Linked DNA regions of Mus musculus: region 1 is linked to region 2. Evidence: chromatin loops called from intact Hi-C (ENCODE). Cell type or tissue: heart. All regions are shown on one strand. Each heading gives the region's core, and the rest is flanking DNA. Links, peaks and the distances in the headings are about the cores only.

Evidence for each region. A loop is a pair of places that touch in the nucleus more often than their neighbours do. Peaks named below come from ENCODE experiments on the same cell type or tissue, not always from the same donor. Only the 100,000 strongest peaks of a DNase experiment are listed, where the experiment ranks them.
Region 1: a loop joins it to region 2, with 2.2 times the contacts of the local background. A loop is called at or near these places in 1 of 42 quality-filtered maps.

What each region holds. Positions count from the first base shown.
Region 1 is chr16:15,989,672-15,996,071 of GRCm38, reverse strand. All of the region lies in intron 8 of Spidr (scaffolding protein involved in DNA repair), which reads left to right. Among named protein-coding and RNA genes, the nearest start is that of Cebpd, 110 kb to the right of the region's middle. In heart, for the core only: no CTCF peak of the experiment used is centred there; a DNase peak (open chromatin) is centred at 3,801; H3K27ac peaks cover 2,095 bases.
Region 2 is chr16:16,100,874-16,107,273 of GRCm38, reverse strand. All of the region lies in intron 5 of Spidr (scaffolding protein involved in DNA repair), which reads left to right. Among named protein-coding and RNA genes, the nearest start is that of Spidr, 43 kb to the left of the region's middle. In heart, for the core only: a CTCF peak has its summit at 2,799 (motif pointing right); a DNase peak (open chromatin) is centred at 2,813.

The sequences.
Region 1 (6,400 bases), core at 726-5,725, 110 kb after region 2:
GGTTTGTTGAAGGATTACTTTCTTGCTTTTTCTATGGCGTGGTTTCCATCCTTGTATTGGCTTTTTTCTGTTATTATCCTTTGAAGGGCTGGATTCGTGGAAAATAATGTGTGAATTTGGTTGTCATGGAATACTTTGGTTTCTCCATCTATGGTAATTGAGAGTTTGGCTGGGTATAGTAGCCTTGGCTGGCATTGGTCTTCTCTTAGTGTCTGTATAACATCTGTCCAGGATCTTCTGGCTTTCATAGTCTCTGATGAAAAGTCTGGTGTAATTCTGATAGGCTTGCCTTTATGTTACTTGACCTTTTTCCCTTGCTGCTTTTAATATTCTATCTTTATTTAGTGCATTTGTTGTTCTGATTATTATGTGTCCTGAGGAATTTCTTTTCTGGTTCAGTCTATTGGGAGTTCTGAAGGCTTCTTGTATGTTCAAGGGCATCTCTTTCTTTAGGTTTGGGAAGTTTTCTTCTATAATTTTGTTGAAGATATTTGTTGGCCCTGTAAGTTGAATCTTCATTCTCATCTACTCCTATTATCCGTAGGTTTGGTCTTCTCATTGTGTCCTGGATTTCCTGGATGTTTTGAGTTAGGATTTTGCATTTTCTTTGATTGTTGTGCCAATGTTCTCTATGGAATCTTCTTCACCTCAGATTCTCTCTTCTATCTCTTGTATTCTGTTGCTGATGCTGTCATCTATGGTTCTAGATTTCTTTCCTAGGGTTTCTATCTCCAGCGTTGCCTTACTTTGGGTTTTCTTTATTGTGTCTACTTCCCTTTTTAGGTCTAGTATGGTTTTGTTCATTTCCATCACCTGTTTGGATATGTTTTCCTGTTTTTCTTTAAGGACTTCTACCTGTTTGGTTGTGTTTTCCTGTTTTTCTTTAAGGACTTGTAACTCTTTAGCAGTGATCTCCTGTATTTCTTTAAGTGAGTTATTAAAGCCCTTCTTGATGACCTCTACCATCATCATGAGATATGCTTTTAAATCCGAGTCTAGCTTTTCGAGTGTGTTGGGATGCCCATGACTGGGTGAGTTGGGAGTGCTGCATTCTGATGATGGTGAGTGTCTTGGTTTCTGTTAGTAAGATTCTTAAGTTTACCTTTCGCCATCTGGTAATCTCTGGAGTTATTTGTTAAAGTTGACACTGATTAGAGCTTGTTCCTCCTTTGATTCTGTTAGCCTCTATCAGCAGACCTGGTAGACTAGTTCTTTCCTGAGTTTCAGTGGTCAGGGCACTCTCTGCAGGCAAGCTCTCCTCTTTCAGGGAAGGTGCACAGATATCTGGTGTTCGGACCTGCCTTCTGGCAGAAGATGAATTCCTGAAACAGGGCCTGTCCCAGAAGCTGTGTCACTTTGGCCTGTCCCAGAAGATGTTAGCTTCTGTTTTCCACAATCTCACCTGCGCAGAATAGTCTCGGAATGATCCCCCAGGTGCTCCGGCAAAGCCCTCCCGGGAGGGGCTAACACCTCTGCTCTGGCAGGGAATGTGATCGGATGTCTGGAGCCCGAAACAGGGTCTGCCTCAGAAGCTGTCCTCTAGGGACCTTGGGGGTGTCCGCCGACTCCGTCCTCAGGTGACCCCGTGCTGGCGCAGACTGGAAGGGACTTGTGACCCTGGTCAGGCTGGGTTTTCTGCTTCCCTAATGCTGTCTCAGCTCCCGTGAGATTGGATTGGGACAGAAGTTGTTTTCCACTCACCAGAGATCCTAAAATTGCTGTGTAGTTTTTATTTTATTTTATTTTAGTGTGTGTGTGTGTGTGTGTGTGTGTAGGAGGGAGGGTGTGGTATATATGGGCATGTACCCAGAAAAGCCATAAGAGGATATCACATCCCCTGGAACTTGAGTTACAGGTAGTTGTGAGCTACCCCACATAGATGTTGGAAATTAACCTCAGGTCCTCTGAAGTAGCAACACGGAGTCATCTCTTCATCTCTGGTTGTTTGGCTTTCTGTGATTCTTCCTAGAAGAATGTCCACATGAAGTTCAGTTTGGGAGGCAGGTGAAACTGTTAGTTGGGAGGTGGGATCCCTGAGTGATCAAGTCTTGGGTAGGTGGCAGCAGGACCGAGGTTGGAGCAACACCAGATTCTGGTAAAAATTCCATTGCACATTGTATTCTACCAACCCTCTGGGGCCTTGATTTAAATGTGGCAGCCTAAGAATGACCTTGAACTTCTGATCCACCTGTTTCCACCTCTGAGTGCTGGGATTACAGTCATGTGCCACCATTCCTGGATTTATTTGGTGCTGAGGATCAAACCTTAGGACCCCATGGGTGATAGGAAACACTCCACCAACTGAGCTACATCCCCATTGATAATTTATTTTTTTAATACAGACTAGTTAAATAAGTAGTGAGTAGTATTCCAAATGTGATTAGTTTTAAGTAAGATTTATCTGCCATGGAAGTAAAACTCACATTTTGACTTGAAGTACAATTTCCAATTTTTTAACTTGAAGAAGAATCCATTTTGTTTTCATTTTCCTCATTCCAATGGATGATGTTTTTGTTTTTGTTTTGAATGTCCTTAGGCACTGTTATGAAGTATAATACCATGAGGGGGTACCTGGTGTGTCCCTGCCAAGGTGTCCCCCTAAGAAATCACACCATGGAACAGATCTCATATAAAGGGGGTTTATTTGAGGGAAGGAATGGGAGTCCCTGTTGGCAGTCCTTCTGGGCTCTACCCCATAGTTACCTGGCAACAGTCAGGTATGCCTGACAGTATAAAAGGGGCTGCTTGCCCCCTCACTCTATTGCTCTTCCTCTCTTCCCCTCTTCCTTCTCTGTCCCTTCTCTCCCCATTCCCTCCCCACATGTTCTCCTTCCCCTTATCTCTCCCCTCATCCCCTCTCCTCCCCTCTTCATGTCCTAAATAAACTGTATTGTATAGTATACCTCTGACTGGTACCTCAGGGGGTAGGGATATCTCAGCATGGGCCTGCAGAGGCACCCATTCCCCCACACCATATGGTGCCTCCACCAAACATACTCCTGGCATCTTGTTCTGTTTTATAAAACACAACAGTCCAGGCCTAAAGAATGGGTAGAGTTAGGCAGAGGACGGCAGAACCATGAAGTCAGAGAAGAAGGGACAGAGAAGGACAGAAAAGTGAAGAAAGGGAGACACACACACACATACATACACACATACATACACACACACACACACACACACATACACACATACACAGAGGATGGGGGGTGGGGCAGAGATGATACACATGGGAACAGAGAGAAAGAACTGGGGTAGTGAGCAGTCCTTTTTATAGACTGCATGCCCCTGGCCTAGGCAGGTGATGACATAAGCCATTGCTAGGTCCCTGGGAGCTAACAGGCACAAATGTATATGTGTATGTGCATATGCAGCTAGATGCCCTATATTATTAATGTTGGAGGCCATACGAAGTCACTCTTCTACTTTATTATTGAGACTAAGTCACACCCAGAGCTTGCTGATGAAGTTAGTCATGATGATAGCTTGTAGGTTGCTCACTAAATAGGCACACACACAAAAAATGGCATGTGTTCCTTCCAACACCCTTTCTTCCTCTTTTCTTTTTCCTCATGCACTACCTTCTTCTTTTCCTTTTTCTTTCCTCTTTCCTTTCTTCTATGCAAAGTTTGTTGCTGTTGTTTTTCACTTTGAAAGAAGTTCTGTCCCTTGCTTTGATCATGGCCAGCACTAAAACACAGCACAGAGGTTCTCTGTGTGATTTAATGAAGGCCTTAGCTATCTCTTCTCGGGGGTTTAGCTGAAGGCCAGAGCTTCCCAAAAGGCCTGACTGGGAAGGAGTGGAATGCAGCTCTGACATCACAGCCTCAGCTCCTGGGAATGCTTTGCATTCTTCTTCCTGGCAGTGGTGTAGTGGCTTCCAGCAAGGAAGGAGTACAGTTCCAAAAAGAAAGAAAAGGGGGGAGAGAAAGAGAGAGGCAGAAGAAGAGAGAGAACTGGTTATAATGAAACTATTGTTGTTTGAGAGGTATTTTTATTCTAAACCAAATTAGTAATTGCAACCAGATGTCTTAGATTTTGAAGCTCCTGAAACACTGAGTTTATTAATTACTTTAATAGCTGAACTGTCAGGGTTTTTGCTTGAAAAATCTTGAAACTTTTTAAGATTTAAGGGGACTGGTTTACAATATCTCTGTAGTTTGATTGGTTGTGGTTTCTGTAATGGTCTTCATCTGTTGAAAGAGTTTATTTGATGTGGGGTGATTTTTCACACAGTAACAACAATTAACGAAAAAAAGAGCAAAGAGGGTATATGGGAACGTTTGGAGGGAGAAGGGGAGAATTATACATTATGTATAATCTCGAAAAATAAAAAATACACACACGTATATGTTTGTGCATATGTAGGGGAGGGGGAGAGGGGAGAGAGAGGGACTGCTGAGAGTGATAGAGTGATAATGCACACCTTTAATTGAAGCGCTGCTGTGGGGTGTGGCAGAGACGGGCAGATCGCTAAGCCTGGTTTATATAGCACGTACTAGTCTTGCCAAGGCTATATAGTGAGACCTTTCCCACCACACACAAACAGAGACAGAGAGAAACAGAGAGAGACAGAGACAGAGACAGGGAGACAAAGAGAGGCAGAGAGAGAGAGAAAGATAGAAAATAATTAAGGAAAAAGCATCTTTCCTGCTGTGCATCAAGAACCCTGATGAACTGAGCTGTAGACAGTATGCAAGCAGTTTTGAAGCTTGTTAATCTGAAAAGTTACTTTTGAAACAAAACTGCAATCTACTAGTGAATTTTGTGCTGTTTGGCTGTCCACTGGGAGAAGAAAACCATTCTACTGTCTGCTGTAGAGTATTTGTCCTTAGGGGATTGGGTTCCCAGTGTCATTTCTGGTCCTTAATCTAGTGTTCCAAGTAGACACCCAAAACAACATTAAGACGTTAAAGAGCCTGGTGCAGCCTGTGCATGTAGGCAGCTCCTGAACAGAGACACGAAACAGAGTGTCACTTCCTGACTTAAACTTTAAACTCAAGTTGTCTTTTTCCTGTCTCCTACTTTCTAAAAAGCTGTGTATAAGTTTAGATACTCTCAACTTGTTTTTCTGCATTTTAGAAATAAAATATTAAGCCCTTTAAAAATATGCTGCATAGTTCCCTTTGACTATCACATAAACAATAATTCTCAAGTTAGGTATAAACCCATTTGAGTACTTCCTGTTGTACAGAGGCTGAGTCACTAGTAAAAGTTGTCAGAAATGTGGAAAAGTGCATGCCAGTAATGTCATGTATCCTCATCCATTGGCAGCATGGCTTTTGGAGATTTTCTTAGAGTTCTTGGCTAAACAAAACAAAATATGTGGTTCTAATTCTGTTTTATTTTTGGAAGTAAGGGTGGGTGTAGAGGACAGACTATTGCTTGAGATGGGTTTTCTGTTAGTTTAAAATTGGCCAAAGTTGCTAGGCATGTGTTTAAGTGTATACTTTTGTATAGTTCATTAGGATTTGGTCAACAAGTTTTTTTATTTTTTTGTTAGAAATAAAATATTTTCATACAATATATTATGATCACAGTTTTTCCTCTCTCAAGTTTTTCCAGCTTCTCCCCTCCTTCCTACCTACCTAGCTCCATAGCATCTTTCTCTTTAAGAAACAAACAGGCAAACAAAACAGTTTAAAATAATAAACAACAAAGAGAAAGCACAAAACATAAGCATACACACAAAAATATTTAAAAAGCTATAAAATACAAAATTGGAAATCATAATGTATGATCAAAAGACCAATCAGACAGAAAGTGTCCAAAGTAGTGAGACAGAAAGTTTACAGAAACACCATTGGGTTTCCTGTGTGGTGGCCATCTACTGCTGGACATGGGGCCTGCCCTTATATGTGGTTAATATCCCCAGTGATATGCTATTGGAGAAAACTAGTTTTTCTTTGCATGTGGACATCAGTAGGAGACAGCTTCTTAGGTAGGGATGAGTAATTGTATCCACTTCCTGCTCTCAGTGCTGGCACCACATGTGATTTGAACCTGTGCAGGCCCTGTGCATTATACCACAGTCTGGGTCTTCAAATGTGCATTAGTCCTATTGTGTCCACAGACTTGGTTTCCTCAGTGTCATCCATCTGCTCTGGCTCTGAGAACCTTTCCACCTCCTCTTCACCATAGCTCCCTGAGCTTTGTCATGGGGAGAAGGGTGGCTGGTTAAAGACATTCTGTTTAGGACTAGCTGTTTCAAAGTCTCTTACTCTCTCTGTCTTACATAACAACACAACTGTTGTTCTCTTCTCCTTTGTACCCCATGGGTGACCTACCTGACTACTCAGACTGGTGTGCTGGCTCCTGCCTCTAAGTGCAAGTCATATCTTTGCTTGTATATAAAGGGTAGGTCTCATTGCACCTTCTGCCATAATACCTAGAAAGGCCT
Region 2 (6,400 bases), core at 426-5,425:
AGTACTTATTCTGATATAGTTGGGAATGCTCCTCTTGCTTTTACATGTGAGGTAGTCTAGGGAATGAATCGTTTTAAAACAAGCTTATTAGTATGTTTGATTTTCATGATTACAATTTTTTCTTCTTGTATGGCTCTGGTAGAGGGCTTGTTGCTTACATTCTTGGTTACGTGACTTAGCATGCTCAAATTGGTTTAACCATTGCTGAATTACAATTTACTGTAGGTGCTAGAAAGATGCTCAGAGTTAAGAGCACTTTCTGCTCTTGCAGAGGACTCCAGCTTAGTCTTTAGTACACAGGTCTGGTGGCTCACAATCACCTATAATTTCAGCTGTAGGGTCTTAGCAAGCCTGCATGTTCAGAAAACCCATATACAAACAGACATAATTAAAAATAAAAAGTAAATTAACTCTACCACACACTATACTGACTTGCCATTTGAGGTATTATTTTATAACATTAAACGAAATCTACTCAGAAAGTGTTTTGCTCTATTTCAAAATTTGAAAAATTAAGTTAGGAACAAGAAAAACAGTATTTGGTAAGAAGTATATGTCTAACATACTATGTCCATCTTTCAGTATTTTATTTATTCTTTCAGTGTAATGAAATGTTTTCCCTTTGTTCCCCCTCCCCACTCTACCATTCTGTCTCTTTTACATTAGAAACACAAGTAAAAAAGCTCAAGGGTAGACATATAAATGACACATGTTACACAAATGTTCTTTAAGAATATTTATTTTGCATATATGGGTTATTATAAGTAGTACACCAGATCCTCAGAAGGTTACCTTTTATTTTTTTCTATTTAAGCCAGTTTTTAACCTAACTAGGAAGTTTCTGATAATGAAAGTGGAAAAAAAAAATAAAAATAAAAGAGGCTTACCTTAGAGTTGGAATATGTGCTTTGTTTGTTTGTTTGTGTGTGGGGGGGGGCACATGCATGCATGTGTGCTAGTGTGGTTAATATCTACAATTTATCATTTTTTATTTATTGATTTCTTTCTGGAAGAAATTCATCTCTTCTTAACCAGAATTATCACCTTGTTAATGACTGCAAAGCAGAGTTCAATGCTTTATGATGGAGAGTTTTTTCTGTTAACATTTTTTTTTTGTTACACACACAATATATGCACATATACATGAAGCAAATAAACCTAAATATGTATTTTATATATTATAATTTGATAAATACATTAAGTATTTAAAACCAACCCATTGTTTAAAAGTGATATAGAACTTTTCCTTTGGAACGATTTTGATTTTTTTCTACATGGGTTATATAAACTGGGTATCAAGACGTCAGTGATATTTGAAGAAACCTATCTTCCCATTAAATCTTTTTTTTAAACATTTTTTATTAGATATTTTCTTCATTTACAATTCAAATGCTATCCCAAAAGTCCCCTATAGCCTCCCCCTGCCCCCAGTAAATCTTTTACTCTCTATATCCTTCCATATAAGTTGTAGGTGTAGACTATGGTCTGGAACTACACAGTAGTTACAGCTTTCATTTGTATGTATATACCCAATGTGTTATATAATATGTTGGGTACTATAGACTCTTTTGCACAGTGTTCCCTCATTCAGTTTCCAGAGTAACTCTGTTGAAATGAATATCACTGTGTTTATTTTGCATGTGAGATTTACTTGGCCATATCTCAAATAATAGAAATATGCCCCAAATAACTTTGCTTGTTAGGGTCATTTGTGGTGGTCATCTAGACAGTTTTACTAACTGTCTAACTCATGTAAGATTTTCTTAAAGGAGTAATATTTAAGAGAAAGCAATAAAGGGCAGTCTGAATTTACTATTTAGGTCTATAAGGGAACAGATAACTTACTTTGCTAGCTTGCTTGTCATCATCTACTTGCGTAGGAAAACCTTACATCTAGGTTTTGGCACACTGTGGTATTTGGCTCTCATGGAGGGAAAATCATTCCACTGTGTCCTCACTTTTAAGGTACCTGTTAGAACTTGCTATACTTGTTTGGCCTTTGTGGGAGGCTGTATGCAGCATTCTGTCTGGTGGATATCTTTCCTTTGGTTTACTTGAGAGGCCTGCCAGATTCTGCCCATGGAGAGCAGAGTAATGGGTGTCAGACGATTGGGGAAAAAAACATATTTGCTTGAATCAAATTTCTCACTTGTCTTGTGTTTTTACTTCTATCATTTTTTTGTGGTAGTGGGTTACATTATTATACAATGAAACAAGACTGCCTTTACTTTCATTTGTGTATAATATTTAGTTTTTTTTATTGAACATTTTTAGAAGGAAAATCCAATGGATCTTTAAAAAACTTTTTATTGGTTCTTTCTGAGTTTCACATCATGCACTCCAACCCCACTCATCTCTCAGTCCCTTTGTACTTACCCTCTGCCCTTGTCACCTCCTCCTAAAGAAAAACAAAACAAAAATAAAATATAAACAAAAGAAAACAAAGTTTAGAAAACATCTTGTCATGGACACTGTAGTGTGTTACAGTGTGTCCCACAATATACACTTCTGTCCACATGTTTTTGCTTGCAGATGTTTATTTCATTGAATCATTGGTCTGCTTGGAGGCTATCAGTACTGGACACTATCAGTATTGGATCTTCACTGGCACTCCTCTTAGATATCTTGTTATTGCCCTGGGTTGTGAGTTCCTGCAGCTTTGGATCAGTAGGACTAGCTTATTCACACACTCTAGCAGTTCATCTATGAGGTAGATGCTGGAGTAGGCTAACTCAAAGCCCTGGATCTGGGCATTGGTGGTAGGTGACTTCCTCAGCTTGACAGCTCTCCTGCATCTGTACCACTAGGGGGAGCTGTCCAGCATTACTTGAGCGAGTTCACACAGTGCTGCCAATGACAAGGGGCAGAGTAAGCTCTTAGGTTCTCATGCCCCTGAACAGCTCATCTTCAACCATAGGACTAGAGACAGCTCTACTCTTGTGCTCCGTTCACCCATCTGCCTACCACATACTTATACTTTGTAGTGGCTCCCACTGCAGGAAGACCATGTTGCTGGTCTCTGGGTGTCTTCCTCTGCCCATGCCACTGGGGCCCCTCCCTGTTCCTAAGCTAACCTGTGTACAATAAACCATTTCTGTAAATAAATGCTTTGAGTTTCACATATAAGAAAAACAGCCTAAAATCTGAAATTAGAGTTCTGAAAAAATTTAGACAAGGGAATAGAAAGGAAAGACTTTATGTATGTTAACGATGTAATTTCTTTTCCTTTCTTTTTTTGTTTTGTTTTGTTTTGTTTTGAGACAGGGTTTCTCTGTGTATCCCTGGCTGTCCTGGAACTCACTTTGTAGACCAGGCTGGCCTCGAACTCAGAAATCCGCCTGCCTCTGCCACCCGAGTGCTGGGATTAAAGGCCTGCGTCACCACGCCCAGCAACGATGTAATATTTTAATGCTTCATGAAAGTCAGAAAATAGTAAAGAGAACTGAAGAAGATATGTTTATTTGTTATTACAGCAGGTTTGTGTGTGTTCGGGTCCTAAAAAAGTAATTTCTATTTATTTGCTATTTAGCTTCCTCTCGCGTTCTCTCTCTCTCTCTCTCTCTCTCTCTCTCTCTCTCTCTCTCTCTCTCTCTCCCTCTTCCTTTCTCTCTGCCTCTCTCTCCTCCTCCCTCCCTCCCCCACCCCCCCATTAATTATCTGTAGCTGTCCAGCAGCCATGGAGAACTGGGTACACTTGAAAGGAAGGCTGGGAATGAAATAGCACTGCGGGCGAGAAAAGAATGAAGCCAAGACAAAGATTTCTTATCATGGCTCAAAATTTCAGCTCTGAGTTTTTATAGGCAAAAGCCAAAAACCAATCCCTTTGTTTCAGCTGGATTCTGTTGCTTTGTTTCAGCTAGATTGAGTTGCAAAGTAAACTCAGTAAGTGGTCAGCTCCTTAAGGCTCCATAGGAAATGCAAATGTGGCAAGGCCAGGCCCTGACTCCAGCTGCATTGTTAAACCAGCTGAAGTTTGTTTAGCCTATTCAAGGCTGGGGGAAGGGCACAATTATTCCACATACCTTTCTTATTTCATAGCTTATATTTTCATCAAGTTGTGATCAGTGGCATATGATTGTAATCCTAGCATTTAGGATGCTGAGGCAGGAGTATCACAGATTAAAGGCAAGCCTGAGACACAGTGTTAGTTTGTGGTTAGCCTGGACTTAGAGGGATCCTCTCTTGGAAAACAACAGTAGCAGTAGCAGCAGCAACTGCAGCAGCAGCAACTGCAGCAGCAGCAGCAGCAACAGCAACAACAACAATAACAACAACAACAACAACAAGAACTAAAAAGGCAACAACTTAGCTTTCCCTCTCTCTTTTAGATATAATAAATTTACAGTGGTTTCCTAGTGACCCAATTTCCAGCAGTGTCAGGAGACACTGTATAACACCAGGTTTCCTTAAGGCTAAAATTTTTAATCATCCTCATAGCAATAGTGTGAATAGAAGATTAAGATGTAAAGTCATATTGTCGTTCCCTGTAAATTGTTTTAAGCATGGAATGGCATTGGCATATCTAGTTAGAATTTGTTTCTCAACTCAAGATTATTTACCTGATCATTGTGATACTTCCAAAGGAATTTGCGTGAGTGTGTGTGTGTGTGTGTGTGTGTGCGCGCGCGCGCGCGCACACACGCGTGCGCAATTGCAATTTATTTGCATAAAATGTGTTTCTTGTTGTGTCTTTAGTCTTGATGATATTTACACTTAGGAATTTAGGATATGAGATTTGTATATATGCACATCCCACTAAGTTTTAAAATAGCACATAATTACAATATTTTGTGAGGTCTTTGGATAGAGATAATTGGTATTAACATTTTTTACTTCTGTTTTTTTCCTTTTTTTAATTAGATATTTTCTTTATTTACATTTCAAATGTCATCCCCTTTAATGGTTTCCCCTCTGAAAATCCCCTATCCCATCCCTCTCCCCCTGCTCACCAACCCAACCGCTCCCGTTTCCCTTTCCTGGCATTCCCTTACACTGGGGCATTGAACCTTCACAAGACCAAGTCTCTCCTCCCATTGATGTCCAACAGGGCCACCCACCCTCTGTTACGTATGCAGCTGGAGCCATAGGTCCCTACATGTGTACTCTTTGTTTGGTGATTTAGTCCCTGGGAGCTCTGGGGATACTACTGGTTGGTTCACATTGTTTCTCCTATGGGGCTACAAGCTCCTTCAGCTCCTTCGTCCTTTCTCTAGCTCCTCTATTGGGGACCTTGTGCTCAGTCAAATGGTTGGCTAAGAGTTTCCACCTCTGTATTTGTCAGGCGCTGACAGATTCTCTCAGGAGACAGCTATATCAGGCTCCTGTTAGCAAGCACTTGTTGGCATCCACAATAGTGTCTTGGTTTGGTGACTGTATATGGGATGGATCCCCAGGTGGGGCAGTCTCTGGATGGTCTTTCCTTCAGTCTCTGCTCTCTGTATCTCCTCCCATGGTATTCTGTTCCCCCTTCTAAGAAGGACTGAAGTACCCACACTTTGGTCTTCCTTCTTGAGTTTCATTTGATCTGAATTATATCTTGGATATTCCGAGCTTTTGGGCTAATATCCACTTCTCAGTGAGTGTATACCATGTATGTTCTTTTGTGATTGGGTTACCTCACTAAGGATGATATTTTGTAGTTCCATCCACTTGCCTAAGAATTTCATGAAGTCATTGTTTTAAATAGCTGAGTAGTATTCCTTTGTGTAAATGTACCATATTTTATGCATCCTTTCTTCTGTTAAGGAATATCTTGGTTATTTCCAGCTTCTGGCTATTATAAATGAGGCTGCTATGAACATTGTGGAGCATATGTCCTTATTACATGTTGTAACATCTTCTGGGTATATGCCCAGGAGTGATATTGCTGGATCTTCCGGTAGTACTATGTCCAGTTTTCTGAGGAACCACCAAACTGATTTCCAGAGTGATTGTATCAGCTTGCAGTCCCACCATGAGTAGAGAAGTGTTTTTCTTTCTTCACATCCTTTCGTGCATCTGTTTTGTTTATTTGTTTGTTTGTTTTTGAGATAGGGTTTCTCTGTGTAGGTCTGGCTGTCCTGGAATTCACTCTGTAGACCAGGCTGGCCTCAAACTCAGAAATCAGCCTGCCTCTGCCTCCCGGGTGCTAGGATTGAAGCCATGTTCCCACCCAGAGCGAGCATCTGTTGTAACTTGAGTTTTTGATCTTAGCCATTCTGACAGGAGTGAGGTGGAATCTCAGGGTTGTTTTATTTGCATTTCCCTGATGACTAAGGATGTTGAACATTTCTTTAGGTGATTCTCAGCTATTCAGTATTCTTCATTTGAGAATTCTTTGGTTAGCTGTGTACCCCATTTTTTAAATAGTGTCATTTGGTTCTCTGGAGTCTAACTTCTTGAGTTCTTTGTATATATTGGA